2 separate regions of the Homo sapiens genome follow, and region 2 is linked to region 1. Evidence: chromatin contacts called from ENCODE POLR2A ChIA-PET data. All regions are on one chromosome and are shown on one strand. The core of a region is the stretch at or near the end of the contact, and the rest is flanking DNA. Distances in the headings are between cores, read along the strand shown. Region 1 holds the start of ZNF382 (zinc finger protein 382). Region 2 holds the start of PPP2R1A (protein phosphatase 2 scaffold subunit Aalpha).

Region 1 (5,832 bases), core at 3,220-5,719:
CATGTCATGAAATATTATTCTCCTTTTGATTTGTTGTCAACTATTGAAAAAGTTAAAATCAATCAGTTCACAAGCCATACAAAAATAGGCTACAAGCAGGGTTTGGCCTACAGAGCCATAGTTTGCAAACCCCTGCTATAGACCCAGAGACCATTATACCATACACAGGCTACACAATTATGTAACTTGGAAAAAAAAAAAGACACCTCATGCTGCCAAACCTCATGCAAGAACTAGCTGGGTACCACATCTCCATCTCTTAACATCTCCATATCAAACACAGGCTGTGCTTTTTCTGTTGGAACCTTCATCCTATTTCCTTAATTACAAGTGTAATTTTTTTTTTTTTTTTTGAGACGGAGTCTCGCTCTGCCTCAGCCTCCCTGAGTAGCTGGGACTATAGACGCCCACCACCACACCTGGCTAATTTTTTTTTATTTTTAGTAGAAATGGAGTTTCACCATGTTAGCCAGGATGGTCTCGATCTCCTGACCTCGTGATCCGCCTGCCTCGGCCTCCCAAAGTGCTGGGATTACAGGTGTGAGTCACTGCGCCCGGCCACAAGTGTAATTCTTAATTACAACTGTATTCCTAGCTACTTGGAAGGCTGAGGTGGGAGGACTGCTTGAGCCCAGGAGTTCCAGGCTGTAGTGAGCTATGATCGCACCACTGCCCATCACAATTAACCTCATATTTTCATTGCACCTTATATGTGAATGTGGAATGACTTAGAATATCCACATAATAAGGTTTTAAATTTAAGCTTAATAATTTATTATTATCAGCCACCGTTTTGTTACTCTGTTAATAGTAACTTTGCTAATCCTCATAAAAATCCTTTGAAATTGGTACTATTATTATATAAATAATAAACTATAGAACAGAAAGATATTGAGTATATTGCCCAAATTCACACACAGTATTAATAATTAGCAAAACCTTAGATTTTAATTCAGATACTATAGAATAGGGGTTGGCAAACTTTTCTGTAAAGGACTAGATAGTAAATATTTTAGGCTTTGTGAGCTAAAAGGCAAAATTAAGGATATTATATAGGAGTTTATATAAAAGAGAGATGAAAAATTTCCCCTTTGTTTTTCCTTTTTTTAGAGATAAGGTCTGGAACTCCTGGCTTCAAGCAGTCCTCCCTCCTCAGTCTCCCAAAGTGCTGGGATTACAGGCGTGAGCCACTGCACCTGAACGCTACAATTTTTTTTTTTTTTTAAGATGGATTCTCACTGTCTCCCAGGCTAGAGTGCAGTGGCGCGATCTCGGCTCACTGCAACCTCCGCCTCCCAGGTTCAAGCAATTCTCCTGCCTCAGGCTCCCGAGTAGCTGGGATTACAGGCATATGCCACCATGCCCAGCTAATTTTTGTATTTTTAGTAGAGATGGTGTTTTGCCATGTTGGTCAGGCTGGTGTCGAACTCCCGACCTTGTGATCCACCCACCTTGACCTCCCAAAGTGCTGGGATTACAGGTGTGAGCCACCGCGCCTGGCCACCTCCACAAATTTTTAATTGCCAAAATCCAAAACTTTATTTATGGACACAAATTTAAATTGCATATAATTTTCACATGTCATGAAATATTACTCTCCTTTTTTTTTTTTTCGTGGTCAACTATTAACAAAAAGTTAAAACCAATCAGTTCACAAGCCATACAAAAATACAGGCTACAGGCTGGATTTGGCCCACAGGGCCATAGTTTGCAAACCCCTGTTCTAGACCCAGAGACCATTATACCATACTCACACAGTCTACACAGTTATGTGACTTGGGGGAAAAAAAGAAAAAAACACCTGGCCGGGCACGGTGGCTCACGCCTGTAATCCCAGCACTTTGTGAGACTGAGGCAGGTGGATCACCTGAGGTGGGGGGAGTTCAGGACCAGCCTGATCAACATGGAGAAACCCCGTCTCTACTAAAAATACAAAACTAGCCAGGCATGGTGGCGCATGCCTGTAATCCCAGCTACTCGGGAGGCTGAGGGAGGAGAATCGCTTGAACCCAGAAGGCGGAGGTTTCAGTGAGCCAAGATCGCACCATTGCACTCCAGCCTGGGCAACAAAAGTGAAACTCCGTCTCAAAAGAAAAAAAAAAAAAAACACGTGATGCGGCCAAACCTCATGCAAGAACTAGCTGGTACCATATAAATCTCCTAAGGTATCCCCTCGGAAAAACTTCCTGCCCTTCTTAACAGCTCTCTCTGCACATACTCTGCAATAATATTCTAACTCCTAAGGTCCTCTAAAACAAAAAAAGTTACTATAACCATTCAAACGATCTCCTATCTTGCTGTTTTTCCACTCATGTCTCTGAAGAAAATCTAAACTATCTAATGTGTAATTCTACCTAAGCAATTGGTCTCCTCCGTAACAAATCACCGTGTGAAGGCAGACTATTTCTATGTCATGAGAATGCTTAAACAAAAAGAGCACACAGGAGAAGTGAACATACTGTCAAGGTGTTATATGAAAATTAACTCTAGGAAGGGCATCTGATGAGGTACTGGAAAGAAGGAGATCTGTCTTCATAATGTCATCAGTAACTGGGAAGAGAAGGACTAGAGACCAGGTAAATAGATAAGTCACTATTTGGTGAGCATTTCAAATGAAGTTATTCCACATCCTGAAAAACAAAAATGCATTTCATAAAACAAAGAAAAAAATCAAAATGACCTCCAGCTTTGCTTTAAAATGTGCAACTACAATGCTTTTCTTCTCTCAGAGCTCTTCTCTTGGAATACAGCAAAATGTGGAAAGAAAGGGAATCACAATATACTCAGCCTTTCTTGGAGCCCAGACAGGCTAAATAAGAACACATTCTTCACCACCGGCAAGCTTCCATAACCCATGCTGAATATGACCAGATGGAAGTATGAGAAAGACTGGAATATTGTTGACTCTTCCCTTCATAAAGAAAAGTCAGGTTCACCAAAGCCTGGGACTGAAATGTTTCTGTATTCACAATAATTTCCTTTAGACAGCTATGAAAATGCTGTGGATCTGCAATATTCAACTTGCCCCCACAGAGCTTCCAAAAGGGATCTTTTGGCTAGGCACGGTGGCTCACGCCTGTAATCCCAGCACTTTGGGAAGCCGAGGCGGGTGGATCACCTGAGGTCAGGAGTTCGAGACCAGTCTGACCAACATGGTGAAACCCCGTCTCTACTAAAAATACAAAAATGAGCCGGGCATGGTGGTGCATGCCTGTAATCCCAGCTACTCGGGAGGCTGAGGCAGGAGAATTGCTTGAACCCGGAAGGCGGAGGTTGCAATGAGCCGAGATTGCGCCACTGCACTCCAGCCTGGGCAACAAGAGCAAAACTCCATCTCACACACACACACAAAATCTTTGGAGAAACGAATCCTACTCCTGGGGCCTCAATATCATATCTTCCCAGAACCTTGCCTTGGGAGCAATTCCAGCTCTAACATCTCCATATCAAACACGAGGCTGTGCATATCAGAACACAGCCTTGTCCATGTGAAACACAAGGCTGTGCTTTTTCAGTTGGAAACTTCATTCTGGATCTCAAATATCCAACTTTCTTTTCGATAGCCATTTGACTGCACACTGTGCAACGTGGTTATAAGGTGAAATGACTGAGGCAGTGAAAGAAATCCCAGTATAACAAACTCCAAGAAACCACGTAACTTAAAATTGGCCCCAGAGGTTGGCGAGGCTGCATGCCACTGTGTATTATGCATTATGAAAGCGACAGGGGCCATGCTTTAGAACAGAAGGTCTCAGAGTCTTCACAGACACAGATCGAGCCATACGGGGACCTTGTCCACGTATTCCTGAGCCCCAGAACTGCAGAAATCAAACTCTACAAAAGCTGCACCAGGCCAGTTTTGATCACAGTCTCCAGTGGGTCACAACAGCGCTGTCACAGGATCACTGATAACAGCATGACACATTCATAGTCACCGCTCAGCGCCGTCACACAAACGGCCCCGCCCCCACTCAGTCCCGCGGGCCCAATCGGGGACAGTCAGGGCTGTCCCGGGCTGTGCACCTGCTGTGCACACACACCCCCTGCTGTGCACACCCCCCGCCCCCCCGGGACCATCACAGGCGCGCCCACTCACACCACCACACACGGACGCAGCCACAGAACGGCACACACAAACACAATCACACAGTCTCCCTCCCCAGCAGGTGACTTGCACACAGGCCTGGGGCTTCTGCCTCCACAAACCCTCTCCGCGTCCCATGAACCCAGGTCCCCTGCCGTGAGCTCTTCTCGCATCCAGACCCGGGTCACCTCAACTCACCACATGGAAAACGAACACCAGGTCAACGGAAAAGGGAGCCGGGGTCCTGGCAGAAGCGTAGTGCCAGCCGCAATAGGGCGGCCGTGGGTGCAAACGGAGGGGAGCGCCGGCAGCTAGCACCGCGCGGCGACTAACGGGCCGCCCCGGAGACTCCTGGGAGCTCAGGCCCACGCGCGAGTGCGCAGGCGCAGACGACTCACCCTGGGCCGGGGGTGAGGCTTGGTGGGTGCCAGGGGTGCTGAGGAGGCCAAGGAGGGCACTGGGAGCTCCGTTCCGGGAGAGCTGTCTAAGGACGCGGAACCGGGTGGGGAGGCCAGGGAGGTAACCAAGAGTCCGAGCCGGGCCTGGAAATTCTGAGGAGGAAACCGGGACCGCGGTATCCAGACGCTCCGATCTGTACGAGCCGGGCCTCGGGCGTGGTCCATGGGCGTGACCTTGAGGGTGACCCGGAGCGAGCTCCGCGAAGGGGGATTTTGCCCGTTCTGATCCCGCGGAAGCGCCATCGCTGGCGGCGGGTCCCCGCGCGGAGCGGGCGCTGTGTGTTCGCGCGCGCGGGCGCGCGCTGAATAGGGGTGGCCTCCTGCGCCCAACCTGCTGCATTTTAGGTGCTTGCCTCTCTTTGGGATGTTGTGGCCGATTGTGTGTGAAAAGTGAACGGAGTAGTGTTGCTGCGCGAGGTTTCCTCTGCGTGTGTCTATTTTTAGATTAGGTGTGAGTCGCATTTGAGACTGCCTTTGAGTGTGGAGAATTGCAAGTGATTTGTAGGTGTGGTTGTGACTGCCTGGAGTCGTGTTAGCTGCTGTCTGAGGTTGTGAATGACAAGTGGGGCCTGTAGGTTGGTGGTTCTCTGAAGGATGTTTGATTGACTGTGACTCTGCATGTGTTTGTAACCTACTGTTACTTCTGGTGGTTTTGTGGCCTTAGTGACCTAAATATTTGAATGATTGAGGAACTCTGTTATGACCATGGCTAGTTGGTTATGTAAGACTTGATTATCTGAATAGTAGCCATTAAGCCTGCCTCCAAAACTGTAACTAAGTAGCAATTTAGCAAATAAAATAGAGATAACAGTATCAGAGGGGAAGAGATGATTTTCATAATTCCCAGATTCATTTCCTGGAAACACCATATTAACTAAAACCAGTATGTTGAAATGAATAGCATTCCATTGGGGACATGCAGGAAATTTTTTTTTTTTTTTTTTTTTTACCATAACTACCACTTTTGTTGTTGTTTTTTGTTTGTTTTAAGACAAGGTCTTGCTCTTTTGCCCAGGCTGGAGTGTAGTGGCATGATCTCTGCTCACTGCCACCTCTACCTCTGAAGTTCAAGTGATTCTCCTGCCCCAGCTTCCTGAGTAGCTGGGACTACAGGCTTGTGCCACCACGCTCGGCTAGTTTTTGTATTTTTAGTAGAGATGGGGTTTCACCATGTTGCCCAGGCTGGTCTTGAACTCCTGACCTCAAGTGATCCCCTCCCCCCGCCCCCTCGGCCTGCCAAAGTACTGGGATTACAGGTGTGAGCCACTGTGCCTGGCATAACTACCACTT
Region 2 (5,358 bases), core at 803-3,302, about 16 Mb after region 1:
CTCACACCTGTAATCCCAGCGCTCTGGGAAGTCCAAGTGGGCGGATCACCTGAGGTCAGGAGTTCGAGACCAAAGACAGCCAACACGGTGAAACCCCGTCTCTACTAAAAATACAAAATTAGCCGGGCGTGGTGGCTCATGCCTGTAAATTCCAGCTACTCCGGAGGCTGAGGCAGAAGAATCGCTTGAACCCGAGAGGTGGAGGTTGCAGTGAGCAGAGATTGAGCCACTGCACTTCAGCCGGGGCAACAAGAGCGAAACTCCGCCTCAAAAAAAAGGCCGGGTGCGGTGGCTCACACCTGTAATCCCAGCACTTTGGGAAGCCAAGGCAGGCAGATCACCCTGAGGTCAGGAGTTTGAGACCAGCCTGGCCCAAAGTGGTGAAACCCCGTCTCTACTAAAAATACAAAAATTAACCGGGCGTTGTGGTAGGCGCCTGTAATCCCAGGTACTCTGGAGGCTGAGACAGGATAATTGTTTGAACCCAGGAGACAGAGGCTGTAGTATGCCGAGATCGGGCCCCTGCATTCTAGCCTGGGCAACAGAGCGAGACTCCGTCTCAAAAAAAAAAAAAGAAAAAGAAAAAGAAGAAAAAAGAAATAGATGCTGTGGGTATTCAGATCTGTCAGAGTGCTAGCTCAGCCTAGCCCTTCAAGTAGCAGAATAAAGGAGGAAAGAGCATCCCAGGCCTTCCCATCCCCATTCAACTCCCTCAGTTAGAGTGGTCCTAAGATTGCGGTGGGGGGGTAGGGCTGTGTTGAAGAGGTTAAAAACAGAGATTAGTCAGATCCAATCCTGCTCCCACTCTATGGAGGAAACAAATTCGAATACATAGTCACAGCCCAGGCTCTGGGATTGAGAGACAGAGAGAGAGATTGGATTGGAGAGAGAGAGAGAGAGAGATGGGATTGGAGAGACAGAGAGATAGATGGGACTGGAGAGACAGAGAGAGGGGTTCTGTGGCTCTGGAAGCCTAGAGAACAGAGCCTGAAGACAGAGAGGAAAGGGAGTAAAGGGGAGGCATTTATGCAGAGATCTCAGAAGTGAATATGAAAGGCACCCCTAGCAGAACGCACAGCTTGGGCAAGGAGGCTTGCTGGCATGAAAACGCAAGAAGTGCTCAGGCAGCTGTAATTCTCCAGGACATCAGATAAAAGGTAAAAAACAGATGGGAGACGCGCCTAGACAGGGTATTGAATACCAGCCCGAGGGGCTTGGGTTTCATCCAAACAGCAAGGCAACTGAGCTCAACACAGTGAGACTCGGTCTCCACAAACATTTTTTTAAAAATTGGCCGGGCCTAGCGGCGCGCGCCGATAGTCCCAGCTATTTCTGCAGGCTGAGGCGAGAGGATCATTTGAGCTCGGGGAGGTCCAGGCGGCAGTGAGCCAAGATCCTGCCACTGCACTACAGTCTGGGCAACAGAGCGAGACCCTGTCTTTAAAAAAGTAAAAAAAAAAAAAAAAAAAAAAGAAAGAAAAAGAAAAAAGAGAGAAGGGCAAGTCGCTCCCTTCTCTGGGCCTTGGCATAAATCAAGCACAAATCAAAGTCTCACTCCCTCCTCCTGCCGCGCAACGGCGCGGAGAGCCAGCCAGCCAGCCAGCGGAACCACGGCCTGGTAACCCAAAACCTGCACACCCTCCAGCTCCCCACAGGACGTCACGTATTACCACCGACGCACGCGCAGAAGCCTTCCCGGGGACTCAAGAAAGGGCAGGCTTAGCCTCCTCCCCATGTCGCCCCTCATTGGCTAGAAACTACTGCTCGTCTCGGTCGTTGTTAGCAGCGACCAGGGCGGGTACAATCTTGGTCGCTAGGACACGGCTAACTTCCGCTTTCTTCCCCCTCTCCTAGGCTCAAACTAGTCAAATCTTGTTCACTCGACCAATGGCAAATCGGAAGTGGGCGGGACTTCACAAGTCCGGACCAAAGAAACGCGAGCTTAGCCCTGGGTAGCGCGGCCAATGGCCGTGGAGCAGCCCCTGTAAACTGGCTCGGGCGCCCCCACGCCCGCCCTTCCTTCTTCTCCCAGCATTGCCCCCCCCACGTTTCAGCACAGCGCTGGCCGCAGTCTGACAGGAAAGGGACGGAGCCAAGATGGCGGCGGCCGACGGCGACGACTCGCTGTACCCCATCGCGGTGCTCATAGACGAACTCCGCAATGAGGACGTTCAGGTCCGGAGGCTACGGGGGACTTGGGGAAGACGCGGAGGGGTACCTGGGGGCACGGGCGGCCCTCGCGGAGAAGACTCAGCGTTCGCTGGGAGTGGCGGAAGGGGGCGACGGCCAATCAGCGTGCGTCTCTTATCTCCCCGGTTGCCCGGACTCCTTGAGACGGCGCTCCCGATTGGGTGTCGGCCCAGTGGAGGGCGGGGGCCAGCGCTAGCCTCGAGGGTCCCGGGCCTGCCCTGTGCGCGCGGCGGTCCGCGGTCCTGGGAGGTTGTGGCCAGGGCTGGGGTCTGCGGACTGGGTCTGGGAGAGAGGAGGACTCCGTGATTGGCGGCGGCCTCTGAATGGCCTCTTGGGGATGTGGGGCGCGCATGACTTGCTCCAAGTAGGGGAGGGCCGCCGGGTGGGTCGGGACCTGGGAAGGTTTTTTTGTTTTCTGGGTTTCGACTGCTGGGCCAAGTGGGGACCGAGAGGCGAAGGCCTGCCATCCTAATTCCTGCTCTTCCTCCGCCTCTCATTTTGGTTTAGGTGTCCTAAGAGGACGGGGACGCAAAAACACCCCCCCACCAAAGGTGGGGACTAGCCAAGTTTAGGAGCGAATTAGGTTGTAGAAACCCGCCTCCCCATCTCCCCGGATCCTCCCATTGACCAGGATAGGGGTTGAGGGATTTGCTAAGCAGATGAACATTTATTTATTTCTTTTTTTTGAGACAGTCTCTGTGTCGCCCAGGCTGGGGCTGGGGAGCAGTGGCGCGATCTCGGCTCAGTGCAACCTCTGCATACCGGGTTCAAACCATCCTCGCCCCTCAGCTCCCTAATTAGCTGCGATTACCGGCGCGAGCCACCACGCCCGACTAATTTTTGTATTTTTAGCAGAGACGGGGTTTCACCATGTTGGCCAGGCTTGGTCGGGAACTCTTGACCTCAAGCGATCCACCCGCCTCGGCCTCCCAAAGTGTTGGAATTACAGGCGTGAGCCACCGCGCCCAGCCCGGATGAACATTCCTGGTTATGGGATGAGGTGACCCAAGGCTCTGAGCCGGGCTGGTGTGGGATTGAGAACAGTTAGAACTGCAAGTCCACCTCCCACCTGCTGTGTGACCTTGTGCAAATTACTTCACCGCTTTGGGTCTCTGTGTTCCATAAAATATGGGCTAATTGTAGTCCTGGTCTTGCTGGAGGGACTTGTGAGGGACTGAACGAATTATGACACAAATAAAAAGTAGAATGGTGTCAGGCCTGTTGTAAGGGCTCGATAAATATTAGCTGTAATTATTGGGAGTGGTGATTAAAGAGGTCCCATCCTCCCTTTAGGTCTGTTTTCCCATTTATAAAATTGGACAAGGTGCACTGGGTAACCTGCCAAACGTGGGTCTCGCCTCCTAGGTTCCTGGTATATCACTGTTTCTGGTGGCATACAGGTTGTGGTTGTATTCCCGGCCCTTCCACTTGTTACTGATTGACAAGGGCAAGTTAGTTAATCTCTCTAGGCCTGTTTCCTCTTCTCTTTAATGGGGTTAATTACCTAGTTCATAGGGCGGTTGTATGAATTCTTTTGTTCAGTAAATATATGCCATGTATGAGATATGATGCTGGGGATATAGTGGAGACACCAGTTGCTATACAGGATCCAGATGTGAAACAGGTCAGCAGAGCTGAATAGATGAGTGTTTGAAAAGTGATGGGAAGGAAACAAATAGGATGTAGTGGTAGCGAATCCATATTGAATTGGGCCTCTATTCTGTGCAGGGCGCTGTTCTAAGCACTGGTATATAGCAGGAACAAGACAGAAAAAACTCTAGGCCTTGGGGAGTTTATTTTGTAGTGAGGAGAGACAGACAATAAACAGAGTATACTGGGGATAAGCATTAGGGAGACAAATAAAAATAAGAGAGATGGGGTATATATAGGGCATGCAGTTTTAAAGTGTGGTCAGGGGAGGCCTTGTTGAGATCCTGTTTGAGAACACGCCTGAAAGCAGAGGGCACAGCAAGTACAAAGTGGGGTGGGGCAGATCCATTTTAAGAAGGCCAATCAGGCAAGGCCCCTCTGAGGATGCAGAGTTTGAGAAGAGATTGAAAGAAGGTGGGGGAGAGCCTCCCAGGAAGAGGGAACAGATATGTAATGGCCTTTTTTTTTTTTTCTTCTTTTTTTGAGACGGAGTCTTGTTGCTCTGTTTCCCAGGCTGGAGTGCACTGACGCGATCTTTGCTCACTGCAACCTCCACCTCCCGGGTTCAAGCAATTCTCCTGCCTCAGCCTCTTGAGTAGCTGGGACTACAGACGCAGGCCACCACGCCTGGCTGATTTTTGTGTGTGTGTTTTTAGAAGAGACTGGGTTTCCCGGTGTTGGCCAGGCTGGTCTCAGACTCCTGATCTCAGGTGATCCTCCTGCCTCGGCCTCCGAAAGTGCTGGAATTACAGGCGTGAGCCACTATGCCCGGCCAGTTTTTTGTTTTTTTTAACTCCAGGATCACTTCCTTCAGCTATCTATCCTCCCATCTTTTCATTCATCCATCCATCCACTAACCAGCAGACATTTGTAGGGAGATGTCTTTGTGCCAGGATCAGAGCTAGGCAGCTTACCGGTTTATTCTAAAGAATATTGCAAAGGATACAGATGAAGACACATGCAGGGTGAGGTGTGGGGGAAGTTGTGTGGAGCTTCCATGCCCTCCCTAGGCATTCCACCCCCCAGGAACCGCGAGGTGTTCATCTGTCTGGAAGCTCCTATGGCTGCTTTTGTGCTACAGCCCAGAGTTGCATGGTTGTAACAGAGATGGCCGCAAAGCTTCAAATATTTGCTGTCTAACCCTTTGCAGGGAAAAAATTGCTGACCTCTGACTTAAACCATCTGCGTAACAAATTATTGGGTGCTTGCTCTATGTTAGGTACAGTACAGAGGAATATCACTGACGATCTTACTGAATTCTCACAATCACTCTTTGAAGTAGGTCCTGTCCTTGTCCACATTTTCCAGATGAGGAAACTGAAGCACCATAAATAACATGGCCAAAGCTGTGCAGCTGAGAAATGAAGGAGCCAGGAAAGGAAGTAGGACCTAAGGGTGGAATAGAATCTGGGGTGGGACACACGGTTGCTGATTATATTCATATGCCAGACATTTTAATTGTGTCTGAGACAGTTCAGGATACTAGAAGGAACATGGGACATGAAATCCTGTAGTCTT

What was found. ChIA-PET counts read pairs that join two places held with the same protein, here RNA polymerase II (POLR2A).
Region 2: POLR2A ChIA-PET joins it to region 1 with 12 read pairs in B cell. The contact joins the promoter of PPP2R1A here to the promoter of ZNF382 in region 1. POLR2A ChIA-PET finds 5 or more read pairs at or near these places in 3 of 52 experiments (B cell, CD4-positive, alpha-beta T cell and CD8-positive, alpha-beta memory T cell).

What each region holds. Positions count from the first base shown.
Region 1 is chr19:36,600,844-36,606,675 of GRCh38, forward strand. ZNF382 (zinc finger protein 382) reads left to right here and starts at 4,470. Exons shown (of 5, transcript NM_032825.5): 1 at 4,470-4,504. It also overlaps a transcript of ZNF529 not described here. RefSeq lists enhancers at 3,742-3,881, 4,862-4,921 and a silencer at 4,442-4,501.
Region 2 is chr19:52,188,000-52,193,357 of GRCh38, forward strand. It overlaps PPP2R1A (protein phosphatase 2 scaffold subunit Aalpha), which reads left to right and starts at 2,053. Exons shown (of 15, transcript NM_014225.6): 1 at 2,053-2,175. The coding sequence starts at 2,098. RefSeq lists enhancers at 643-1,610, 1,259-1,388, 1,419-1,468, 1,479-1,698, 1,611-2,578 and 3 more.